Regions from separate parts of the Mus musculus genome. Here regions 2, 3 and 4 are each linked to region 1. The links are chromatin loops, found by intact Hi-C in ENCODE. Cell type or tissue: left cerebral cortex. All regions are shown on one strand. Region 1 has its middle 22 kb from the start of Uqcrfs1. Region 2 has its middle 6.7 kb from the start of Foxf2. Region 3 holds the start of Gm35302 (a long non-coding RNA gene). Region 4 overlaps Exoc2 (exocyst complex component 2).

What was found. A loop is a pair of places that touch in the nucleus more often than their neighbours do. Peaks named below come from ENCODE experiments on the same cell type or tissue, not always from the same donor. Only the 100,000 strongest peaks of a DNase experiment are listed, where the experiment ranks them.
Region 2: it touches region 1 in a loop (4-fold over the local background); 11 of 42 quality-filtered maps call a loop at or near these places.
Region 3: a loop joins it to region 1, with 3 times the contacts of the local background. A loop is called at or near these places in 8 of 42 quality-filtered maps.
Region 4: it touches region 1 in a loop (3.0-fold over the local background); 11 of 42 quality-filtered maps call a loop at or near these places.

What each region holds. Positions count from the first base shown.
Region 1 is chr13:30,564,412-30,569,411 of GRCm38, forward strand. No RefSeq gene overlaps it. Among named protein-coding and RNA genes, the nearest start is that of Uqcrfs1, 22 kb to the left of the region's middle. In left cerebral cortex, a CTCF peak has its summit at 2,574; DNase peaks (open chromatin) are centred at 1,887 and 2,570.
Region 2 is chr13:31,616,591-31,621,590 of GRCm38, forward strand. No RefSeq gene overlaps it. Among named protein-coding and RNA genes, the nearest start is that of Foxf2, 6.7 kb to the right of the region's middle. In left cerebral cortex, a CTCF peak has its summit at 2,119 (motif pointing left); DNase peaks (open chromatin) are centred at 1,871 and 2,123; H3K4me3 peaks cover 1,210 bases; H3K27ac peaks cover 2,138 bases.
Region 3 is chr13:31,079,656-31,084,655 of GRCm38, forward strand. Gm35302 (a long non-coding RNA gene) reads left to right here and starts at 1,242. Exons shown (of 4, transcript XR_382159.2): 1 at 1,242-1,440; 2 at 1,554-1,664; 3 at 3,628-3,746; 4 at 4,402-4,748. In left cerebral cortex, a CTCF peak has its summit at 2,931 (motif pointing right); a DNase peak (open chromatin) is centred at 2,952.
Region 4 is chr13:30,862,320-30,867,319 of GRCm38, forward strand. Exoc2 (exocyst complex component 2) reads right to left here. Exons shown (of 28, transcript NM_025588.2): 22 at 2,512-2,628. Among named protein-coding and RNA genes, the nearest start is that of Hus1b, 83 kb to the right of the region's middle. In left cerebral cortex, a CTCF peak has its summit at 1,918 (motif pointing right); DNase peaks (open chromatin) are centred at 1,935 and 3,391; H3K27ac peaks cover 678 bases.

The DNA.
Region 1 (5,000 bases):
AGTCTCAAAGTACTTGCACATATATCCGTTGCTCAACAAAACTCGGTCATCTAAGACCATGTTGTCACCCCTATGTCTGGCCATCAGTGAACACAAGTAACAGCTGTGCTTTATTGAAGATTGTTCCAGACCCTCTTGCAGGCTCCTTATGCAAGCAAACTTGTTCACTACCATAGCAGCTTTGTACATAGGTAATACAATTGTCCTCATTTTATGGCTGATTAAAGTGAAGCACAAAGAGGTAAATATGCTCCCAATCTCCCTGCTCCTGTTTGGCAATGTTGGAGTAAGAAAGAGCAGTCAAACTCCAGATCACAGCACATACTACTAGAATGTACCATCTCAAAGAGGAAAATGAATCGAAGGAGAGAAAGCCATTGTGTAGAAACTGTCGGGGTAGCCAGGGGCAGAGCTGAGATCCATGCCTAGCTAGCTTATGAACGTTACTGGGACTCCAGGACAAAACCTACATCCAATAATCACAGTGTGCCCAAAGATGCACCGTGAGATGTTCCTGTGGTCTGAAGAGCTATGTAACTCTTCCATCTTGGGTTTCTGGTAACTCTCGACAATGTCCCCTGCCCAGTAGCCAATACTAATGTCACTTTCCAGTAGCCCACAATTTCCAATGAACTAGTTGTAGAGAGCTGGTTCTTACAGCCTAAGAGGTCTCCACTAGTGCCCTCAGCCTTAAGACGTGATTCAGAGACAGAGGTTCTGAAGCAAAGGGCAGACTGCTGGGTTCTAGTCCTAGCACTGTGTGACTCAGAGTCAGTCACTTCCTTTCTAGGAACATTTTCATCAGAGGGACGATGGGAACCAGAAGCCTCTGAAATCCCCATCTCCTCACTGTGTCCCCCTAGCACACATCTGTGACTGTTTTGGAGACCCCTTCTATATCCCTGAGTGCCTACCCTGAGCCTCTCCTGGGCTTCCCAATAAGTCATACACCAGGACCTTTTTGCCCTGTGTTTTATCCTCTCAAGACCCTGTGCTGATCTGTGACTAAGAATGCTTATCTCTTTATCACAGAAGCTAAATGGTTGTCGTTTCTTAATAATTCCCTTCTCCCAGGGGAACTCATGCCTCAGCCCTTTTCTTTTCTCTTCTTTTCTCTTCTCTTCTTTTCTTTTCTTTTTCTTTCTTGTCTTGTCTTGTCTTTTTTTTTCAAAGTAGAATTTTTATTAATTCTCTGGAAGTTTCACACCATGCTCCCCAATCATATTCACTCCCCAGCCCTGTGTTTGCCTTCCCAGTTGTGACCTCTCCCCTAAAAATATTTTAAAGATAAAAAAAGAGTAAAACATCTAATGTGTGCTATCTGCATGTACTCACTGGAGCTTGGCCAAACTCTCCCTAACCTGCCCTTAAACAGAACTGAGTCCTTCCCCTGCCGCACTTCCACCAGAAGCCATCAATCGTGGAGAGCTACATCAGCATCCTTATCATACTCTTGAGGTGTTCTCTTCAGTGGCTTCTAGTCTAGGCTGTTACTTTTGGGGAGAGAGGGGGTTGTGAGGGATAAGGGGTGTCACTGAAGTTTTCCACACTCCTCCCCCTCAACTATGTGTCTGCAGTTATTGATACGACAACCAAAGTAATCTCCTTGATCTTTGCCGTCAGTGCAAGCACAGACCATGTGCCTTCACACTGTTTCTGGAGACCATACTGACTACGAGCATGGTCCCCTCCTGCAGTAGGGGCCCAGACAAGTAGAACAAGGCCCTTGAAGGCAGCCCAGACCATCGACATCAACACAGCCTCTGGTGGCAGTGCAGGCCACAGATGGGCACATGGCAGAAGAGTGTGCCTGCCAGTGGATGTGTTGATGTCTGTGGCACGTGCTACCACCAAGGGTCATGCAGATGCCCATGGTCTGTGCTGTAGTCTAAGGCCATGCTGACATCCGTGGGTTGTGCTGTCCCTGGAGCCATACAGATATGAGTGGCCTGGACTGTCACCCAAGGCCATGCTGATGTTTGGGTCCATGCTGCCACCAAGGGCCATGCCTAGGTCCAAGGCCCTGCTGCAGTCAGGGTTGGTGTTGATGTTCGAGGCCCAAGTTACCATCAAAGGCCTTGTGGATTCATGGGCTGTGCTGCTACCTAAAGCCCTGTTGCTGCCCATGGGCTGTGCTGCTGCTGGGGCCCATGTCTCAACTCTCTTAAGTCACATCTATCAGAAGCTAATGCTCACCCCTGTCCTTTTAGAAACAAAAGCCGAGCTGGAGAAAAACAACCTTGCAAGTGTTGGTCTTTTGTTCCATGGTTATACAGAAGCCTGAATTTGCTAGCATTGTATTTATTGTTAAGTCATCAAACATGTATTTGTTAAACATTTACTACATGTACCCAAACCCTCCAATCCATCTCCACACACAGAAGGGTGACAAACCACACCGGGACATCCAAGAAGCCTCTCCAGTGGTCGGACCTGAGACTTTCATCCCAAGAGACTTGGTGGCTCTTCCTCGAAGCTCTGGGCCGGTGACAAAGATAGGCCAGTCAGACCACTTGTGTGCAACTGTAGCGTTGTCTTCTTCACTAATCCAGGAGCGACATATCCTCTGGAGGGAGCCAGAGGACTGTGGAAGAGGCCCCGACCATGCACAGCGACTTCTGCATGTGTCCTGCCATGGTCTCATGTTCTCTTCTGGATCAGAGTTGTGGCCAACTTCCTAAATCATTGATGTAAATTGTAAATAATCCTAAAAATAAGATTTTCTTTCTTTCCAAGTAGCTTATTTCCCCATGTTTAATGTAGAAATGGAATATGTATCCACTGGTAGCTCTTAATTTTAGGCAATACTTTCCGCCCTTTCAAAACCGATCAGTAGGCCCCTTTAGGCAAAGTGCTATTCACATTTGAATTCTGGTTGAGGCCTGCCTTGGAGTTCTTGGTACTTCCAAACCCAGTTCTTTTTGTCTTTCCCTTGATGTGGTTCAGAGAAAGGTAGTTTGAAATGGAGAAACTCTGTGACAATGACACTGGAAAATGAAGCCACCAGAACAGCCCTCACCTTCCATTTCAGGCTAGTTACCAGGCCAATGGAAGTGTGACTCTTCAGATGACTAAAAATATGAACGTATCACAGAAAGTCCTTCATGAGCCATACCTCTGATGACCCGAATGTGAGATGTGGTTGATTGTCTCAGAGCTTGAGAGAGTAAAAGAGAAAAGATGAGGAAGACCTCTCGCTCTTCAAGTTCAGGGGCTGGGTCTAAAATCAACTATCATGGAGCTGAGCTGTCTAGCCTGCCCCTGTGGCAAGGGCTGTCGTTACAAACAGCTCCACTAACTCCTTTTGGCAGTCATTTGTGTTTTCCCTTTGTTTATTTACTGGGGTAGCGCACCATAGCGCATGCACAAAGGGCATAGGACAGCTTGCAGGGATCAGTTCTCTCCTTCCCTCAATCCAGAGATCAAGTTTAGGTCACTGGACTTGAAAGCAAGAGCCTGTTACTCTCTTGTTGGGAGCCGCCCTCACATTTGCCATTACAAGATGGCGCTGACAGCTGTGTTCTAAGTAGTAAACATAATCTGCACACGTGCAGGGGCAGTTTTCCCGCCATGTGTTCTGCCTTTCCTGTGATGACAACTGGGCCGATGGGCTGCAGCCAATCAGGGAATGACACGTCCTAGGCGGAGGATAATTCTCCTTAAAAGGGACGGGGTTTTGCCATTCTTTCTCTCTCTCTTGTTCTCTCTCTTGCTCTTGCTTTTTCTCTCTCTTGCTTTCTTGTTCTTGCTTTCTTTTTCTTTCTCTTGCTTTCTCTCCCTTGCTTTCTTGTTCTTGTTCTTTTTCTTGCTTTCTTGCTCTTGCTCTCTTGCTCTCTTGCTCTCTGGCTCCTGAAGATGTAAGCAATAAATTTGCTGTGTTCTTCCTGGCCGGTCGCGAGAACGCGTGTAAGACTCTCTGAGCCATCTTGGGCTTTCAGTAAGTCCAGAGAAGGTGACAGGCAGTCCCTGTCTCTCAGGTGGTGGCTTCTGGCTACTTCAGAGGAGCAGGGTGACATTCTGTTTGGCTAGAACCCTCTCAGATGGTCCACAGACACCAGGACAGTGTCCACTTCTCATGGGCTTGCTGCTGTGGCCATATGTTCCTCCTGACTTTGACTCCTGTGACTGGTTTCCTTGCTCTTTTTAAAGAAATTCTCCTTTCTCCCTCTTTCTCCCTTTTTCTCCCTCTTTCTCCCTCTTTCTCCCTCTTTCTCCCTCTCCCCCTCCCCCCCTCTCCCCCTCCCCCTCCCCCCTCTCTCTGCATCTGTGGTGATCTGAAGAAGCCATCAGATGCCCTGAACTTCTTCAGACCCACCTTGTGTCCTTGAGACAGGGTCTCTCACTGAACAGGGAAAATACCAGCAGACTTACTAATCCTCCTGTCTCCCCTACATCAACCCAGGGATGACACAGTGCCTACAGCCATGTCTAGCTTTTCACATGGGTCTTGAGGATCCACACCCAGGCCCTCATGCATGTTGTAGCAAGCTCTCCACCCACTAAGCTTTATTTCCAGATTTTGATGCCTTCCTATAGAATTTTCCCCTTGCTAAGCCACTGCTCAATACCTAGAAATGGGGGTCCCAGTGATGCTTCTTGACCACACCCCCACTCCTGTTTAACAGTTCCCACTCTGCACAGCCCTTGCTCTCTCCAGCCTGGCAACTTGCTGGTGCCAGAAACTGTCTCTGAATTTTCTTGTGCTATAAGATCATCTATCTTATTGCATTGTGGTCCCCTTTAATCAACTAATTTTTATTTAAATAAAATGAAATAAATAAACATGTGAGAAGTCCCTTTTTTTTAACAAATAAGACCACATTTTAACTTATTGTAGCGTACCTTGGACTTGAATGTAAATATTTCATTTTTTCTGGAAATAGATTCAAGTAATACTGTCTCCCATGCTAGAAACCTAAGACCTATGTCTTACTACTCCCTGCCCCATCTTCAAATATGTTTCTTTCCATATCCACACCACCTACACCCTCAACAGCACC
Region 2 (5,000 bases), 1.1 Mb after region 1:
TATGGTCATTATCTCTTAATTTTTAGTATTTATATTTTACGGAAAAAGATGTAAAAACAGAAGTTCGAGCATACTTAGCAACGGATCTGAAATCACTATGACCAAGTGTAATTTGGCAAGCTGTAAATTTAGGGCTACCTATCACCATTCTGGAGTGATCTATCCTATCAGCTAAGATTTCATTGAACATGAAAGAGCAGAACATGTGCCCTCAAGGACACAGAAAAAAATGAGTAAATCAACAAATATTTAATAAATGTACATAGAGTCTTGACATTAGTCAAGAGGTCAAGGAGCAAGGCTAATAAACGTCTTTGCCAGCATCTGCAGCTCTCCCTAGCCCCCCTGGCCAATCAGACATTCTCCTGCAGGCACTTTCAAACTATGAGAAAAGCTCTTCCCACAAATAGCCCCTGCCTAGAAATGTATTTTAAAATGCTGTACAAGGATGATCTCATACATACATACATACTTACATACATACATACATCACATACTTGCACACACACACACACACACACACAGAGAGAGAGAGAGAGAGAGAGAGAGAGAGAGAGAGAGAGAGAGATGTGTTCTCTAGAACTGATATGGGCTGTGCTAAAGAAAGCAATGTAGAGTTGACTCTGGTGACGAGGGAGGGAGGATCGTGATGGTAAGCACACACTGGACTTTCAAGGAAGAAAGCTGGCAGAGCAAAGCCAAAACTTGGGCTTAAAGTCCCTCTGGGGGAGAGGGGAGCATCACATTGGAAAATTCTGTTGGTGAAAAATATGCAGAGCACTTGTCCTGCCCTGATTCTGAGTGTCCTGTTGGTGGTGGTGGTAGTTGGGGGCGGGGGGGGGGGGAGTTGCTTGTTTATCCAAAAAATGAAAGACTTGGGGGTGTTAAGGGGAGGAAAAATGTGCATTTTCAAAAACATGACTTCTAGAGGTGCTTAAAATATTTCAGCCAGAAATGAAAATTGAGGAAATAATTAAGGCAATCGAGATAATAAACTTGATACTTGGTTGTCAGGAGAGTGGGAGAGAGGGAGACTCTGCATATTCCCTATCACTGTACTGTGAATCTCTTCGCAATATCAAATACAAAATACCAAAGTAAAACTTCACAAAAGGATTTACTGTTTGCACCAATAACTTATTTGCACTCATTTTAAGGGATTTTCTCTTTTCCTTTCCTTTCTTTTCTTTTCTTTTCTTTTTTTTTCTTTTTTTTTTTCTTTTCTTTCCTTTCCTTTCCTTTCCTTTCCTTTCCTTTCCTTTCCTTTCCTTTCCTTTCCTTTCCTTTCCTTTCCTTTCCAGCCAGTAGGATGCTTGGGTGTGTCTGGTTCAACCCCAGCCTGCTGCCAGAGCCTACTCCCACCTGCCTGGAGCGTCCACTTTAGGTCCAGCCTGTCCCTCAAGGACCCTTCAGGTTTCGTTTCACTTTGCAGGATTTCACCAGGACAATTTTAAGAAGCCACATAGGCTTTCCTCTGTCTAGAAGAATGAGAACAAAAGCAACCCCTAGTATTGCCGTCACTGAAGACAACGGGAGACCAGATGGCTGAGGTCCAGAAAAAAAAAGAAAAATAGGCCGTTTGTAGAAAATCGCTGCGGAACCCCGACACAACAAGCCTGGGGGTTGGTTGGTGTATTCTTGGTTGGTTGGTTCCCTTATTTGTTTTCGGTTCACTCATTTGTTTACAGGACCAGAGTAAAGCTCCAGGAGCTCCCTATGTAATTGAAAACTAAGGCATAATGCCCTTAACTCCTACCCGCTCCGCCTCTACCACCACCACCGCTCATACCGCCTTTGAAAACCAAAAACTAAAGGAACTGACCGACCTCTTCACCTGGACCTAGCTCTTTTTCCTTTGAAAATGGAACTGGAGAATGTGCCTCTAAGGGGGACCAACCGAGGACGAGGACGTGATAAGCCAGTATTTGAAGGCATCTATCCACCTAGCGCAACACTAATAGACCTCAACCAGTTGCAAGGGGGTTGGGGGGAGGGTGCTGCCCACCCCCACCCCCACCCGGCTCCAGCGCCCGCAGGTGAAACCAAGCCTTTGGGGGGTGGACCGCTGCAGGCTGCCCCAGGGGCTGCCATTTCCAAGAGCCTGGCGCCACCCAGCGGACACAAGAGGAACACTGGGCGCGTCTCAGTTCCCCCAAGTCGCCAGAGCAGACACAAAAGCAAACTGACACTCCAAAAATCCACAACCAGGCTTTGCAGCTCGCTCCCTCTCAAGCAGCAAAGACTTTGCGAGCAAACCCCACAAGTATGTCATCCTAGACATACTATCTTCTTTGAACCTCGGGAAGCAAAGTGTGTCCTCCCAAAAACACAAACCAAGAAGTATTCAAAGTTGACATTACTCAGAGCGAGGATGTAGGTTGGCAGGCGCAAGGCAGAGTCCTGGAAAAGGTGGGAAAGAGGACGAGGGGGTCCGTAAATCATTTGGAGGGATTTTTGGCCCTGGTCCTTGTTTCTGAAAGCGTTCCGAGCGTCTCTGACGCTGGTTACATAGTTACTCTCTTTTCAAGCGCACGCCCACTGCAGACTTTCTGGTGTCCAAGGATTGTGTTTGAAAGGGAGGAAGCATTCTTGAAGTGGTGGGTGACAGATTGTCTAAACCCTTCTAAGATATTCTGCACGGGAGATTTTTGAGGCAGCTCAGCCATGAAGATCCCCTGGAGGAAAGGGGTAAGCGAAGAGCGCCCACACGCAGCCCAATCTCGAGCCAGACCCACACAAGAATATTGGAGTTAGGCTGAGACTGTCGGGAGGGGGAATGCCCAGGACAGATGGGAACCTCTGTCCTGTATCCATGAACCCCACTCTTTCAGGCTCACCTCATAGGTGCACGTGGAGGGGGGAGGACTTGGTGGGGAGAGGAGACTCCCAACACCCCAGCTTCAGGAGAGAGAAGAGAAGGGGTATGGAGTTGTGGAACACACCCTCAACCCACCTTCTTTCGGGTCTTGCTGGTTTCTCTGCCACTTTTGCTGGCTGTGGTTTGCCTTACTGTTGAGCTGTTTTCTAATCCCAGTGGAAACCCTAACAGAACTAGAAAGTGTTCCTACGAGGCGAACAGGCTTAAGGTTGACTAAACCCATGCCAACACGTGAGTTTGGCAGGCTGATAGCCCAGTTATCAGCTGCACAAGGTTGACTAAACCCATGCCAACACGTGAGTTTGGCAGGCTGATAGCCCTGTTATCAGCTGCACAGTCTCCTCGCTGACTCTGGGTGAGCAGCAGCAGCCTTAGGAATGCCCAAGGAGTATTCTCGGCCTGATGTGGGGTCTTCCGGAGTCCTCCTGGAACTACTGAAACCCGAGGCCATGAGGCACCAGGAGCCCCCTCCTGGAAGGGTTAGGTGCACACCCTGTGTGGACTGGAAAATTGGGGGCTAGCTGGGTGGTGAAAGGGGCTGCTCAGGCCCTGCTCTCCGGGACTTCTTTTTTTTCCCCAGCACCCCCTGGGCCAGCCCCGTAAGCCAATCGCCCTCTAAGACTCCAGGGACCAAGGGGCAAGCTGAAGGGGTCCAAGGCCGGGTAAGAGTGGCAAATGGGGAGGGAGACTCCGCAAGAAGCAGCACTTCAGAGGCGGCGTCTGGGCGCCCCGAGGTCCCTAGTCGGCCTCTGGGCGCCTAGCACGTTTTATTTATCCCTACAGAGGATGCTGGAGGACAAAAGAAATATTTGGACGTCAGAACTGATTTATATTTTTGGAAGAGCTACGTTTCCTTTTCTGAAGAGAGGCGAGCGCGCCCCATATCCTGCGCTCGGCGGGAGGACTGCAGCGAGTCTTGATGCGCCAGGAAGTTCATCTGCGCGGAGTCGCGGGGCCCAGCGCCCCGCCGAGATCGCTGCCCTCCTAGATATTTATTTATTTATTTGGGGGGGAAGGGAAGGCAGAGGGCGAGGAGACCCTGCCAAACTAGAGAAGAAAACCCGGCCACTGGGTTGGGACCTCCAGGGCGCTTCCGTGAAAGCCTGCCCGCAGCCAGCCGACTTTCCCGCTCCATCGGGGAGGTCTGGGGCCAGCCTTGCAGCCTCTGGGTGTTGGTGGGTGTTTTCTGTAGCATCCCTGTGTGCATGCCCAGTGCCCTCCTGGAGTGACCTCTTCGGGCTCTGCAGAGCTTCCCCGTGTGAGCCCGAGTGGCAAGCCACCCTAGCCACCTCCAAGGTGGAAGAAAGGAGGGGGTTGAGAAAACTCAAAGAGGGAGAGAGAGGGTAGGGAGAGAGGTAGGTGGGAAGGGAGGGGTGTGCATGCGAATTCCCAAGAGAAAAGATAACCAGGGACAGGCAAGGTGGCCACTCCTGAGTGTACTGTGCTGTCTGCTATAGTGTCAAGGCCATGAGGCCACCAGACTCCCACAGGTTTCTAGATAATCTCAAAGCCCCAAAGCCAGCAGATATTTTCCCCCAGCTGTACAAGAGGCCTCTCAGAATCAACGTGCCTAGGGGGCATCTGCACTCACACTCTCTTCCCAGATACGAAGTGCAGGTCTCCCAACTTCTTCATCTTCCTTTGAGGGGGACCCTGGCCTGTGCCCTTGGCACCGCCATCCCTAAACATAGCAGGCTGTAGAAACCTAAATGGCACTTGTTCCTTCCTGCAGGGGTGGGGTGAGAGTGGGTACTGTGGGGACAGGTTCCTCGTGGAACTCTCATTATGGCCATCTAGAAATGGATAGAAAGAGGCCTAGGAGTTTTTGTTGTTGTTGTGTTGTTTTGTTTTGAAAGGAGGGGAGGTCTGGTAGATTAGCCCTTTGTCCTCCCACTCCAAGCACCTCTATGACCTGGCCAACTGGGTCACACAGAGTCTTGCCTATAGCCAGACCTCCTGAGCTGTGGCACTGATCTTTGAGGAGGGTGGCTTTAAGAGTCCTGCCCTGAACACATGCACTTGGAGTGCTGATGGATGAATGCAAATAAAATCTGGCTCTTGCCTCTCTCACTAGGCATATATAGAAGTATAGAAGGAGTATAGAAGTTCTTGGCCAAGGAAA
Region 3 (5,000 bases), 520 kb after region 1:
AACTTGTTAGGAAACTAAAACAAACACACACACACACACACACACACACACACACACACACACACACACACCCCACAGCAAACTGGGTTTCTTACCAGGTAAGGTTGTTGTGGTAAAGAACGCTTTCAGTCCTTGTGAGGATAAGACTTCAAGGGCTTATAGGCAGAGAGAGGATTTCTACAAAACAAGTCTGAGCATTCCACGAGCCTACAGCAAATGCAAAAGTATCTAGGACGCGAAACAGGAGATTTAACCAAGAACCTCCTGTTACCCATGGGACATGGCCGGCTGAAACTGCCAGCTAATTCACTCTCCTGGTTTGGATGCTTCTGGGGTTGGTCTCTGTCCCAGACTGTCCAGACTCACCGTAAACGAAAGCAGTAACCATAAACCCGCTGCGGATCCAGGAGACCCGCTGCTTTCTAGCAGAGCCTCAATACTGTGTCAGTGTCAGGACATGGACCCAAATTCTCTGCAGTCATGAAACTATATTGGGGCTATCACTCGAGCACATGGCTAGCCACAGAGCGGGCGGGACACGTCTCAGCCAAATGGTACCAACACAAAGTTTCTCCTCTAAAGTGTTTCACTCTCCACTACCAATGTCTACCTTCTCCATGGCTTTAAGAAATGTGCTTGGAGATTGTCCTTAGTGGCGGCTTTTGTCATCAACAGCCTTTTGTCTTGTCTTGCTAATCTCTGTAGTGTGGGCTCTGGGATGGAGGGTCAGGTTTCAGTAGAACATATGTTTCACTGTATGGAAATGTGCCCTGGCCCTCAGAGTAAACAGCGGTAAGAGAGGAGGGAGACGCAAGCCACTGATTACTATCAAAGAGTGCTGGAGCCGTAAACAGTAATTGACCATCTTTTGAGAAAAGGTAGAAGGGCTTTAAGGCAAGGTCTTTTGTTGTCTTTAGCCCCCCTCTATCTACATTCACCAGGCCAGGATCATATATCAGTCTCTCTAGTTCAAAAGGGGTTTTTATTTCTTGATCTGTGACTTGCCATGCTGGGGATAGATCCCAGGTTTGTACCGCCAGGCAAGAGTGCTACCTCGGATTGGATCTACATCTCAGGCCGTGTTCTTTCAATTTCCTTTTGGGGGTGGGGGTGGGGGATGGGGTGACGGGTTGGGGGAGGAAGAAAATGAGTTAAATTATTCTCACTATTCTACAATTATCGTAAACAAACACTAATAAACAACAAGTTTCTTTTCTTTTCTTTTTTTTAAAACTCTTTAGGCAACATAAAAAGTAAAGGGTCCAGCATCACAGAAATCAAATTTACCTCTAATTCAATGATCCTTACAATACCAAAGCCATGGCAAGAGTTCCACAGTGGTTTGCGATATGGAAGGAGTTCAGAAGCAAAGCTGGAACAGCCCGTTCTTCACGTTGTGTCCCGTGGTAGTGCCTACAGAGGCAGGCAGCACAAATCCAGGTACCTGTGGGCTTCTGCTTCCGATTTCTTTTGTCACAAAAAGCCCTGCTTATTTTTTTCTCCCTTTTTCCAGTGGAGTTAAGGACGGGTCTCCAATTTCTTCTTGCTTGCAGTTAGTGATGGCTCTGGTCTTGAGGGTGCCGTCTGCATCCAGATAACGCCAGCTGGATCAGCTAGAGCCTGCTGACTCTGCAAGCTCCATTTTGCTTTGTGCATGGAGACAGGTGTGCATACATTTTGTGCTTTCCCAAGGAATGACTTATGTAGGTCTGATGTTTCATTAAAAATCTACAATTTCAATTCTAACTTGCAATCTTTCGTTCAAACCGATGTATTTATAGATGGATAAATGACTATTAAAATTTCTCTGTCTTAGGTGGTAGAAAGATATATTTTTAAGTCTCCACAAAGTAGAATAAATAAATAATTTCAGAGTAATAATGTCTGTTAAATTACACATTCACTTCTAAAGAGTTTTCAAACTTTGAGCAAAATTTAAAGTGCTTCTGGAGACAATAGTTAAAAAAAAATCTGTTATTCCTTAGCAGTATATGTGTGTGTATCCTGTTAATATTTTTATTAGAATGTACTCGTTGTGCAAACTGATGGATTTCCTTGTGATATTTTAATGACTGTGCATTGTGAGCTTTGATTTTATTCACTTTGGTCCCTGCCCTGCTCTGACTCGCCTGCTTCTGGTTTCTTCTTGAGTCTAGACGCCACGTGAACTAGGATCCTTGTTTTAATATATACGTAATATATATTTTGTCAAGGTTTGAGACTCTAAGACTATAAAGTTTTATTAATAAATCAGAAATACAACTGCATCAGAAATAATTTAGTGTGGCCATAGCAGTAATTTATTGTATTTAAAGGAACATAGAAAGTTATTTGTATAAGTATTTTATCTCATTGTCCCTTCTAGTTCAAATTTTACAAAAGGAATTCAGAATTAGGAAAAAGTCAGTAAGTATTAAAGTTTCAGTTTTAAACCCAGTTAAAAGTGGAGCGATGCTTAAATAGCAATAGCTGTGATAAACAACTGAAGGAAAGTTTCACCAAGCGCAGACCTTAGAGGATTTTGTTGTTACTAATATATAGTTTGTGTTTTTTACTTTAATGTCTGTTTTATTTGGTTTTAGTACTACAAGTTTTAGTAAAATTTTGACCCCTTGTTTATTTTATTTTTAAAGACAGTAATGAAGTCATGAAAGGGCGGTCAGGATTTTGTGTTTTTGTACAGGAATAAAATGAAAGGCTTTTAATGTTTCCTTGTGAAAAATGAAAAGTATTAAGAAAGCATTTGGACAGGGTTCTAATAGGAGCTTGGGGACCAGACTTAAAGTCTATAATTTCTAGAAAAATAGTAGGACACTTAAATGTAGTAACATAATTTAAATTTTAGTTACATTTGATATTAATTAGTAGTCGTGCTCTGTTTCGAGATTAAAACGCTCCAAGGGATTCATTTTAAAAACACTCTCTCAATGAACCACCAGGGGTCGCAAGAGGACACACAATGCCTAGATTGGTTACTTTCCTTTTGGAGCCAGCCAGCTGTCTCTGCCACCTACCACAGCCAAACAATCTTCATGGTCCCGGAGATAAGAAAAAAAAAAAATCGCATTTTCAAAGCAGGAAACATGAAGTTCGAACTTGGATTGCAAAATTGTCTAGATTACTGAAATAAAAAAGGATTGAGGTTTGAAAAAATGCTTTTGAAAATGGATTTTTAAGGAAGTTATTTAAAAAAAGGTTGTTAATTAATAACAAAGAGCTAGATAGTGTAAGATTCTGTGTATATGAATGTCCTGTCTCTTTGGCAGTACAAATGAATTAGTGACTCCCTAGGGCTGCGGGGAGGCGTTGAGTGGGAGTTGGGGCGATAAAGTGACTGTAGTGTTTCTTTAGGATACACGACTATTGTTAAATTATACTATATGATGATGGCTGTATCGTTGTGGACATACTAAAAGCCATCGAATTGCACACTTCAAATGAATGAACCTTGTTTCACAAATCATAGGGACATAAAACATTAAAACAAAGGCTTTTGTGTATAAATGTGAATGTGGAAATTCCCAGGTTTATTTTCTTCCTAGTCATGGGGTTTGGATAATCAGTAATGATGCATTTTATGATTTAAATTTCACTGAAATAAATAAGGCATGGTTTTTGTCATTTCAGGTGAGGGTTGGTAGCTGTTCAGGTAGAAGAGCTCCTGGTGATGGAGGGGACACAGTGCCAGGGGCCCTGGGACCCCAGCTCTCAAGACTTCCCTTCCCCCACACCTCATCTTCCTCGAGGTCAGAACTTGATCAGTTCAGTGACTTTTTCAGCACTTCTGGAATCTTCTCTGTCTACTGGCATCTATGTGACCTTCTGCACGTTTAGGAACCTTCCCAAGCGCCTCCAGCCAGCCCTGGTCCATATTTGCACATTTCTTGAGTGAGGCAAAGAATCAGCCTTATGGTCTGAGGTTGTTAAGTCTGTTTTGGAAGCAGATGTTGGAACCTTCTGCTAAATTAGTTACGTTTGGAAGCCTGAATAAAACATGACTTATATTTAAAAATTTTTAATACATTTAGCTTATTGCATTAAAATGCATAATGAAAATTATAAGAATTTCCAAAATTGGAATTTCATATGTAACAAGTGATCTAGCAAGCAGTCATGTTCAATTATAGTTAATAAATATACAGCTCACCTATGCCCCTCTACTTTTAACTCAGCATCTTAAAATGTGGAAAGTGGTGATACACATTTTTTAGATATATGAACATTTTCAGAGAAATGTGTTTTGAATCAGAAGGAAGCAGTGCACGCTGATTGACTCCATACTTGCTTTCAACCTTTCTTTTGGTGAGGAATGATCTTTCGGGGCTTACTTGAATTCTCTCAGGCTTAGTTATTAATTACATAGCCTCAAAGCATGATGCTGTTCTTGTCTCATCTACACAGACACCTTTAAGGCACTGGAACAAGTCCGTCTGTGGTACTCTCCTGATATAAGAAGCTATGACAGTCACGGTGTGAGCCTTGGCTCTGCGGTGGTGAGCAAGTAGCTTTGCCTTCCTTAAGGCCTTTTTCTTGTTTCAGAAGCAAGCAATTTGTGCTTTCCAGTGCTGGTGTTAGCTCCATCCTTCTCTCATCGTGAGGTTGTCTCTCATCAGCATCCAAAAGGGCTAGAAAGAGTTAAAGCTTCCTAAAGTAGCCAACATGGAAGAGCTGCCTCTGGCCATTCCCTAACTAATTCTCCCTATGGCAATGGCCTTCTCTGCTAGCCTCTCTTTCTGTCTTAATGAATTTTTAGAGTATAAAACAACAAGCGTCATTATGTCATTTTCTTACATGGACATCATTCTACTTTGCTTATATGCACACCCATTCCTTTCTCTCTGCTTCTTTCATCCTCTTACAGACCCCCTTCTTCCCTCCAAGTGGCCCCCTTCTGCTTCTATTATATGAAGACAGACAGATGGATGGTAGATGATAGCTAGACTGTATGAAACACCCAAGGACCACTTTTCTCCTCCTCATCTTCTCTTTTCATGCCCCTC
Region 4 (5,000 bases), 300 kb after region 1:
TGCAGGTGACTCGGGACAGGTCTAGACTTACTATGGGGGTGACGGGACAAGTCAGAAGGGATATGTCTTATTAAATAAATACTTAGTCTAGTACATTAAAGATGACCTTGATTTTTATCTCTCCTTTTCAAAAATATAGTTAGGTCATTGCAATGAACATTTGAAAGTGAAAGTGTGTGGACAGAGGCAGTATACCATGGCATACATTGTGACATTTTCATTCTTCCATGATGAGATAGTTTTCTATGCTTTGCTTTTGTTTGTTTATTTGTTTGTTTGTGTGTATTGGGAAGGGAGGTAGATTGCAAGAGCAAAGGGCAGATATGCTGGGATGGGGAGGTGTGCAGGACTGGAGAGCGTGATGTGAAACTCACAAAGAACCAATTAAAACTAACCAGTACCCCCGGAGCTTGTGTCTGTAGCTGCATATGTAGCAGAAGATGGCCTAGTCGGCCATCAGTGGAAAGAGAGGCCCCTTGGTCTTGCAAACTTTATATACCTCAGTACGGGGGAACGCCAGGGCCAAGAAGTGGGAGTGGGTGGGTAGGGGAGTGTGTGTGTGGGGGTGAGGGTCTGGGGGACTTTTGGGATAGCATTTGAAATGTAAATGAAGAAAATACCTAATTAAAAAAATAAATTAAAAAAAGTCAAGAGTGTGTGTGTGTGCACATATGTGTAATTAGGTCTTTAACAAATACAACGAGAAAATGGATGAGTAGGTGGAACTTTCTAGGCACACAGCAGTTGCTCCCTGTGACCCAGAAGTTACAGAGGCCTCAAGGGGCCTGCTTTAAGGTGGAACCTTACAGGGATATTCTTATCTAGTGAATCACCACTTAGTGTCGCATGTTAAAATGATGCACATTAATCAATTAGTTTCATTTCCTTGAGTATATCATGAACTGTGAAAAATAAGGGCTATGAGTGACCTATTTTTTTCTTCAGAGCAAGTGGGTTTTTCTTGCTTGACACCATGAAAATGAGAGCTTCGGCACACGGCACACAGTACAGCCAGTGGGTGTCCACATCGCTTTACTCTAGTCACTGCAGCCACAACTGAATAGTTTCAAGACACTCAAGAAATAATTTTTTTAAAGCTCATACTGCTGAGTGGTCAAAAAGCCTACTGCTTATTCTGCGCTCTCCCCGGGCCTTCATATTACCTTTCTCTGTGATTCAGACACAGACTGGAAAAGAGATCAAAAACCTCCCTTTATATTAGTTTCATTTTGCTTCTTAATAGTATAAAGTAAAGCAACATAATTTCTGCTTATTATTTCACAAAAACTTAAATGTCAAACATTGCTTCTTTCATATGCAATTCTTAATGACATCACATATCATTAAGGGCAAAAACAATAAAGTTCTTCATATGTACATACAGTCACGTTACGATTTTTCTGAATAAAAACAAAGCCTCCTCCCCCTTGCACAGATCTTGTAATTATGAACATGAAAGCTTTCTGGAAATAAACTAGACATTCAACCTCAAAGCCTCAAGTCACAACATTTATCAGCAGGATGATTAATCTTTACGAAAGGCAGGAAAACAAGACAGAGCCACCCACTCTGACATTTTCATTTATTTAAAAAAAAAAAACCCAAGCCAGTTTACGAACTGGAAGCATCATTTATAAAAAGTAGATCGTCCACTGAGAGTAAACTCTGATTATATGATTGACAAGATGATTATCTTTCTTCTTTTCTTCACTGAGAAAAGTATGCTGGCATTAGACAGTGGCTCAGTTTTACCCAGAAATCTGATAAACTTTGCTCAGGAACTAGCCAACCTTTAGCAACAAGGAACTTCTTTTTTTTTCCTCTCTCTCCCTTTCTGCTTATTTGAAAAACTATAAACAAGACAGCAAACATTCTAAAGCACAAAACTGGTTCCACTGATCTGCATGCACATGCACATTTTTGCCTACATCCAGCAGGTGGAGCGCGAAGCAAGCAAAAGTTGTAGTGAAGTCAGGAAGGAAGGAAGGAAGGAAGGAAGGAAGGAAGGAAGGAAGGAAGGAAGGAAGGAAGGAAGGAAGGAAGGAAGGAAGGGCCAGCCTCAGGAGAACAGGGTGTGCTTAAGCAGACAGGCTAAGGGAGGGCTGCAGTCGGGAAGAGAAGACAGGAGGCAGAGGTTGGATCAGCAGGAAGTGATCCCTTGCAGTTAGGATCAGGGTTGCTCTCAGCAGTGCCTCAAGGTTTCTTCCGTCAGGAGTCAATGGGGAAGATTCTTAGATTTAGGTTTGACTTTTTTCTCCTGATTGTCTTGCCTGACCTTTGAACAGACTTTTAGAACAGGGTTAAGTTAACCAGTTCAACCATCAGACAGTTTTGCTCCTGAGTAAAGCAGTGTTACATTAACAATTTAAAGTGAGGAAGGAAATCATTCTCAGATGGGTAGGGTGAAGAGTGAGCATGGGGCCTGGGGAACTGGGGTACAGGGAGGCAAGAGGTGCTGAGACGATAATGTGGCAAAGCGCTGGACTTGCCTACTAACTACAAAGCACTTACCTGTGTTATTTTCTCTATTCCCTGGAAGTTGTGTTTTTCAAAATGTTCTGCTATGTTTAGGAAGGTGTGACGTTCTAAATAGCAGCAATTACTCAGGACTATCAAAAGCCTCTGCTCCTGTAATTCAAACAGACCATAACAAACTTAGACAGTACTGGTGAATTTAAGAGATAATCCTGATCTTGTATTAAGTACAGTGATAGGCTTCTGCCCTTTAACATCAATATCCTATGCCTTGGTTTTCTTGGCTGTGTCCTAAAATTAACACACAGAGAAGCATAACACTGAGGATTTAAACAGGGATTTGGGGTAGAAACTCAACAGTGAAACCTTTTCTGGAATGCTCAAGGCTCTGTGTCCTACTTCCAATATCCTCCAAAGGAAGAGTCAAATGTTCCATTTAACATTTTATGTACACAAAGGCCAAACAAGTTGATATTATGAATAACTACATAAAGTGTAGGAACTATTAGAAAATGGTTTATGAATCATCCACAACTTGAGAGAACATTTTAATGCCATACTATCTATCTGAAGGGCTCCTTGTTCCTTCCTTGGCCCAGTGTCCTGGGGCCCAGTCCCATCCCATGTCCATGCCAGCCTCCCCAAAAGACAGGGAGAGGGGAAGAATGCCTCCTGCTGTTACAGTCTTCAAGGCTCTGTCCACCTAAACAATTCCTTACAAAATTGTTAGACTATAATTGTAGTCTAATGAATACAGTGGATTTTTACAGTTCAGAAGAACTCTATCTGTAAATAAAATTCTAGGAATGGCCCCTGCTCTGCTGCTGCTGTGGTTCACTTCAGGGCAGCCTGGGCCTGAGCTCCTATAAGTGGGAGGCATTCTCTGGAATGGTGACTCATCCAGGGCCCTCAGTGGAGATCCTTGACTAAAACTAAGGCAAAACCACTTTCCAGGAACAGTTCTCACCCACACTTGGTTACTCTTTCTGTGCAGAATCAGAGTAACTTACAGTTAAGTACTCCAGGGGAGAAAATGCAGAAAAACAGAGGTTCTTGCTCTTTGAGGTGTGGGGACTAAAGGATGAACTAAAGTCTCTAAAGTCAATAAGCAAGCAAATCCATCTTCTGGTAATTATATATCTCCCCACTTCTTCATTACAAGTGCCTGTCATTATTTTCAGCACAAAAAGCCAGGCGTGGTGGTGCATGCCTTTAATCCCAGCACTTGGGAGGCAGAGGCAGGTGGATTTCTGAGTTCGAGGCCAGCCTGGTCTACAAAGTGAATTCCAGGACAGCCAGGGCTATACAGAGAAACCTTGTCTCAAAAAACCAATTATATATATATGTACATATGTACGCCTGGCTTTTTGGTCATCAACAGGCATATATAAAGCCTACAACACCATTAAATAGCCCAGAAAAACAGAAGGCTGCTGCTAGGGGCCCTGAAATAACTTTTAGATAGGAAATGGAATATAAAAAAGGCCAGAGGAAGTCATACTGTAAATGACATTATTTTTCTAAAGTGAATATATGGCAGAATGGCAGAGAAACTAAGCTAGCTGGGCATGTGAGGCCATCTTCCCTTCTGCTACCTTCTGTTTTATCCTAACACATTCTTCTCATAGTGCAGGAAGTAAATGACTTTGCAGCAGCTACTCCAAACACACAGAACCCCCTCAATGTCTCAAGTGGCTTCAAGCCTGTCCTTTACCAGTCTTTCATTTAGGATTAAGACTTCCATTCTAGTTGATTGAGTGTGCAAGTCTATCCTGCCCTGTTCCCCCACTGTGCTGACTTGGTTTCTCCATTACAAGACTTCTGGACCCTCTTCAAAGTGAGAACTACTTCAGTAATCTAAAGACTAACTCTCAGCAAGTACATTTTGTTTGTGTATGTTATATTGAACATTACATGAAAGTGGGAAGAAAACAGAATAACAAGAATCTAATTCTTAAACTTAGATGGTTAATCTGAAGTTTGTTTGTACCTGGTATAGAGATGTACATTTGACCATAATAGTCTCTGTATATGAAGGAATGAGTCTTATGTAGTACTTCTCTGTACTCCTAGTCAGCACCAGCAATGAACCCTTGAGACTGTGAATAAAGTCTTCTGACTCAAAATCTAGATCTTTTTCAATGTTATCCATTTCCTTCTGAATAATACAACCCTGAGAGGATCTGGGTCCTCTCAGAACACAAGTCAGATCTGATGAGATCCCTCCACTAGGGAAGAACACAGGCACAGATTTTGGAAACAAAGGAACATAACTTGGGAAGTGATGGACAGGTAAGCTGTTGTGAGGAGTGAAAGTGAAAACCCTGGGAGACCGCTGACAACCTGGTGCACCTCCGCACCTCTTGGGAGATGGACATGGAACCACCTTGCTCTCCTCTCTAACTAGAGAAAGATGGGAGGCTTGGAGTAGCCCTCCAAGTCAGGGTGCACACAAATCAGCTAGGACATGGCTGATGGGTTACACAGCGTTTGCTGGGAGCTGGGAAGGGAACAAAGATCAGAAC